Regions from separate parts of the Homo sapiens genome. Here region 2 is linked to region 1. Evidence: read pairs that join two places in POLR2A ChIA-PET (ENCODE). Cell type or tissue: GM12878. All regions are shown on one strand. Links, peaks and the distances in the headings refer to the core of each region. The heading gives the core; the rest is flanking DNA.

Region 1 (2,921 bases), core at 135-2,634:
TGGGGGGGGAAAAAAAAAGAACTGTGTGTGTCTGTGTCTATATAGTCTAGAAATAGAAGACCAACAATTCTACAGAAAACCAGGCTAGACAGGAAGACAGTTCACACAAAAAGAAATGCAAATGACTTTTACACCTAAGAAGCTTGATCACACTCATATTAAAGACAGGCAAATTAAAATACATTGAGATACCATTTCTCACCCATCAGACTGACAAATACCCAATAATTTGACATTATACCTTTTTAATCAAGGCTACAGGGAAACTATTACATTGTTGGTGAGGTCATAAAATGGCACAACCCCTATACGGAGAGTAATTTCAAATATACAGCAATACCTACAAAGCTACATATACATTTACCTTTTGCCCTAGCAACTGCAAGTACAGAAATCTATCTCAAAGATACACTATCAAAATTACGTAAGCACAAGCTATTGTTTGCAGAGCTATCTGTAACAGCAAAAGAATGGTAACAACAGTGAACTGGTATCTATCCAGTGAAGCATAAGCAGTTAAAAAGAAATAGGCAAAATTTCTATCCGCATCTCTAGAATAAAATTTTAAGTTAAAAAAAAGGTGGGGGAAAAGTGTGACTAATAAGCTACAATTTAATCCAAGTGGAGGGAGAAACAAATATATGCCAAAATAAATACAAATAGCTTGTACCTTTAAAAAAAAAAAAGGAAGAAAGGGACATAAAATTGAAAAAGTTTTTAAAAAAGTATTCCAGGCCGGGCGTGGTGGCTCATGCCTGTAATCCCAGCACTTTGGGAGGCCAAGGCGGGCAGATCACCTCAGGTCAGGAGTTTGAGACCAGCCTGGCCAACATGGTGAAACCCCATCTCTACTAAAAATATAAAAATTAGCCAGGCACAGTGGCAAGCGCCTGTAATCCCAGCTAATGGGGAGGCTGAGGCAGGAGAATCACTTGAACCCAGGAGACAGAGGTTGCAATGAGTCAAGATGGTGCCACTGCACTGCAGCCTGGGCAACACAGTGAGACTCCAACTCAAAAAAAAAATTAAAAAAAAATTTTCCTAGGTCTGCCACAGTGGCTCATTCCTATAATCCTAACACTTTGGAAGGCAGGCAGATCAGTTGAGCCAGGAGTTCAAGACCAGCCTGGGTAATATAGTGAGACCCTTGTCTCTACAAAAATTAAAAAAAATTAGCCAGGTGTGGTAGCACACACCTGTAGTCCCAGAGTCCCAGCTATTCAGGAGGCTGAGGTGAAAGGATTGCTTCAGCCTCAGAGGTTGAGGCTGCAGTGAGCTGTGATCACTCCTCTGCACTCTAGCCTGGGTGACAGAGCTAGACTCTGCCTCAAGAAAAAAAAAAAAAAAAAGTGCTATTTTATTAAGAGGGAGATAAGACAGTAAAAGAGACAAACAAATTAGACTTATCCAAATATAGTTAGCTTTACAGATTTAGTTTTGGAAGAGATTTTATATAATTATAAAATAAAAGGTAAATTTTTAAAAACTAAAAATTGAAAGATAAATGAAACAAATGAACCTAACAATATATATGCAGCTGGTGGTTAGGACCACATAAATTGAATTACAAATGTACAGGAAACACAAGGAACAGAGAAACATAAAACCCCACAAGGATGCAATCAGCAATATCCAGAATGTGGCAAATGCTACAGGACAGAGGATCAGTTTCCTAAACAAATTATAAGGAAAATGATGAGATGGAGAGAGAACCTAGGGATTTAAAAAGTTTTATAAGTGACATATGAACCAATTGGAATAGATGGACTTTATATAGCCCTTGCTTTGAACAATGCTGTTTATTTTTTTTTAAAAAAAGGGAAACAATCAGGAAAACCCAAACACTGACCAGATATTTGATGATATGAAGGAATTTCTGTCAATTTTTCCAGATGTGATAATGGTATTGTGGTTTTGTTTAATTCTTACCTTTTAGAGGGACATACTTTAGTATGTCACCTGGGAAATTTTTTTTTAAAACTAATTTCTGGGGCTCACAGATATAACTGACCTGGTATTGGGCCCCGATATCATTTTATTAAAACTGCCACAGATGATTCTAATGAGCAGCCAGGCTTTGTAAACTATTGATCTAGGGTAAGTTAAATCAACAAAATAAATAAAACCTCACCTAGGTATTAATCAAACTGCATGCCTCCAAAAGTACTCTTCCTGAAGACTGGAATCTACATATATTATTAACATTAAAGGATAAAACTGACATCTCTGAATTCTACTGTGCTTATTTTTAAGGTACTTGTAACGATTAAATAAATGTTTACTTAGCTCTCAAATTTACATAGCTACCTAAACTAAGCAAACTTTTCTTGACTACCTATACATATTGAACAAACCGAGAACAACAATGGCAAAACCCTTAAGTGTTCACATGCGGGACAATTACGACTAGTAACAATTATGATCTATAAACATACTTATCAAGAGATTAATGAGAACACATCTTCAATAAAACAAATGGACTGCAGTGCTACAAATCTGAACTACAGAAGAGGTTACCTAGGGTGCATGAGACAACTTCTTTCCAATTTAGTCTTATTTCTCTTATCTCGCCTTTTCAAAACTTGTACACAACCAGTGCAGGAAAAACAGGCAAGATTTCTATCCCCCTTACTGATCATTTTCCCAGCGGAAAACCCTGAATAAACCCACCTTAGATAGGAAGATAAGCAGAAAAGGGCTAATTAAATCTATCTATCTAAATATATGTAAATAAAAATCTATATAGACGCAAATAAATATATATATAAAAGATATATATACATATAAAAGCTCAGGAAAAAAAGTTATCACATTGAGCTTTTGTGTTTAGTTACCCATCCAGAAAGGCTTTGTGGCAGAGTGATATATTCCAAAATGCTTTGAGATCAGGGAAAAGATAGCTACTTGCCTCCAGAAGTTTG
Region 2 (2,921 bases), core at 265-2,764, 580 kb before region 1:
AGATAACAGCATTCTCATCTTCCAGGTAAGAAAACGGGCCCGGGAAGATTAAGCTACTGGTCCAAAGTCACACATCTAGCGATCTAGAGGATACTGTAGCTAGGATTTGAACTTGGGTTCCAACTCTAAATTCAATGCCATTCTCATGCCCCCAGCCCCCTACCCCTCAATGCCTAACACTGACAGTTTTCCCCAGAACTACTAAAGCAAACGGCTTTTTCTATTCCCTGGTCCATAAATTAAGAAAGAGGTCCTGGGGTGTTAATGTTCATTCCAATTAGCCTATTATGGCCAAGATGGCATTAGCCCTTGTGACTCTAAGATAAAAGGGATTTTTCCCACAAATGGCCGACAAGTTTGGGCCAAGTTGTAAACATTATTTCCATCCATCTTGGACTGCAGCAGAGTCTGTGGTCAGCGTGCCAGGGAATATATGAGAAAATCAGGCAGCCTTAATCTCTGCAGCATGTGGAAGGAAATAAAGACCACCTTGACTGATGGTTGACTTGATATGTCTGAAGGGGATTAAGTCTGGCTGTGACAGAAATGGCTGCGGAGTCACAGTGAAGAGAACTCGATGAGGTATGGCCTTCCAAGTTTAAACTTCTAATCTCAAAGGACCAGAGTGACTTCATAAGGAATTCAAGAAGAACGCAATTCACTCAACATATAATAGGATCCTGAAATCCTAAGAATGTTTTCCTGAGGCCAGAAAAAGGAAAGAAGTGTAGTGATGCCCGCTGTGGGAGGACTGGAGTCACAGGCAGGCTGTGCAGTGCTACTATGATAACTCAGCGCCAAAAAGGTGTTACAGGATTGATGACATTTGCAGGTATTGACACCTATCCAAATTCATCCTCTAAACGGAGAGCTTAATGGATAGAAAGCAAACGGCTAAACATATCTAAGCATTCACCCAAACTAGCAGACTGGCAAAGTCAAGCCCAGAAATAAATGGAGTTTAATCTCTGGAGTTTAACCTTCATACTGTCACTAGATTTTTTACGTGATTCTCTCCCACCTCCCCAAATGTTTTGCTTCCTCTGGAGCTTTGTCTTTTGATAATAAGCTCTGTTTGCATTTGCAAAATATACAAAGTGAACTTCCAGATGGACCTCTCAAAGTGCAATCTAAACATGAAGGAAACAAGAAATCCAAAAGTCAAAGGCGAGTGGGAGGTTTTCTTCTCCCCCAAATCTCTGGGGAGTCCAATTCATTCAACATGCTCACATTCTGGTTTCATTTCCATTTTCTATAATAAGAGATGAAGATGTAATATGTCAATGTTGATGTATCAGAGAGATGATGAATTCCAGGCTAAAACACGGCGACATCTGCTTGGAAACGAGATGGAAGAAATTAAGATGCTTACCATGATTATTTTCTTCCAGAGCAAATTTATAGTATCTTTGGTCTCAAGGGCAGAAATTCCAGACAGATTAGCTTTTCATCTCCTAGGTAACTCTCTGAACTGCATAGGTATAGAAATTCATTGCTTTAACACTGGGTGTCCTTATTAGGGAAATATCTTAAATTCTATGCCAACAAAGGAACTCATTGACTACTAAGCAATAGTCATGAAAATATTTATGACATGGATTACAAACAGGTGCTCCAAGTAGAACAAAAGCTGGGATTATTCACTGCTTGGACTAACTGAAAAAACATTATTTACATTAGCATAGCACATTTTATGCTTTTAGTAAATATTATTTTTCTGATTATGTGTCCTCATATTCTAGAAATGGCAACTTTGCTTACGTACCAGAGGGACTTGGAAACATGAATAGAGTTATATAAATAATAGGTGCTAGAGCATTGCCTGTACTACCCATTTATAAAATATTCAACAAAATCGTATTCAGTCCCTATTACATGCCTGTATTTGGATCTGCAGATGCAAAGATAAGTACAACATGACTCCGGTCTAGTTCAAAATTTGCTCAATTGGTTCCTATAAACTTTTTAAAGGAAGTTGTGTGAGCATTCTCATGTTCATTTCACAGATGACGAAGCTGAGGCTGGACAAGATCACACACCAGGAAGTACCAGAGTTAAGAGTGACACTCCAATGTCATTCTTCAGGCCCAGGGCTCTGTCCATTCCTTCATAGGCTGCTATGATTGAGAGGAGAGCCTGAGGGTATTTGGGTGACCCAAGGGCAATGGCTCACAGTGTCTAAGGGACATCAGAACTGGCCTTTTATCCAGTCCTAACATCTCATTGCTTGTCATTTTCATTTTTCATTCAAGTGTTTGGCACCAAGTAGACACAGCTGTAGTCTCAATCAAAACTAAATGATACTTTGCAGGAATTACTGAAATGCTCATTGAAAAACTATTCTCTTCCCATTGTTTTGAAATAATCCAATAAGGAAAGGGTCTTTTTTGGAATATCTTCTCTCAGAACTTTAGCGACAGGAATTGTGAAATGTTCCCCAAATATTGCTTGGCATGAAAACCTCTTTCAATGCAAATAAACCATTGATAAAAAAAAAAGAATTTGTTAAGGGGGACAGGAATTGGGGTGATGCTCATAAAAAGCTGCCAGAAAAGCCTTGGATTGCAAAGGAATGCCTGGGAGGCTACACAGGTCATGTGCAGCCAAAAGGAGACAACGAGGATATTTTACAGCCATCTTAGATACTATAGATTTTATTTTTTTATTGGCAGAATCAATGTGACTATTCCATAATAATCAGGATAAGATGAAAACAAAACAACAAAATGGAAATATTTTAGGGGTTACAAAACTTCTAGATTTGAGGATTCCCTCACCTGCTAGTTCTGTGATCTTAGGCAAGTCATGGAATGTCTCTGAACTTCCATTTCCTCATCTCCAAACTGAAGACAGCAGTTCCTACCTCATAGGATAAATATGACGATGAATTTGAAAGCACACACTAAATTGTAAAACATTAT

Evidence for each region. Peaks named below come from ENCODE experiments on the same cell type or tissue, not always from the same donor. Only the 100,000 strongest peaks of a DNase experiment are listed, where the experiment ranks them.
Region 2: POLR2A ChIA-PET joins it to region 1 with 8 read pairs; 1 of 35 experiments calls an interaction of 5 or more read pairs at or near these places.

Annotation. Positions count from the first base shown.
Region 1 is chr9:100,093,643-100,096,563 of GRCh38, forward strand. The region is part of intron 1 of ERP44 (endoplasmic reticulum protein 44); the gene reads right to left. Among named protein-coding and RNA genes, the nearest start is that of ERP44, 3.9 kb to the right of the region's middle. In GM12878, for the core only: no CTCF peak of the experiment used is centred there; no DNase peak of the experiment used is centred there; H3K4me3 peaks cover 431 bases.
Region 2 is chr9:99,508,827-99,511,747 of GRCh38, forward strand. No RefSeq gene overlaps it. Among named protein-coding and RNA genes, the nearest start is that of NAMA, 140 kb to the left of the region's middle. In GM12878, for the core only: no CTCF peak of the experiment used is centred there; a DNase peak (open chromatin) is centred at 1,215.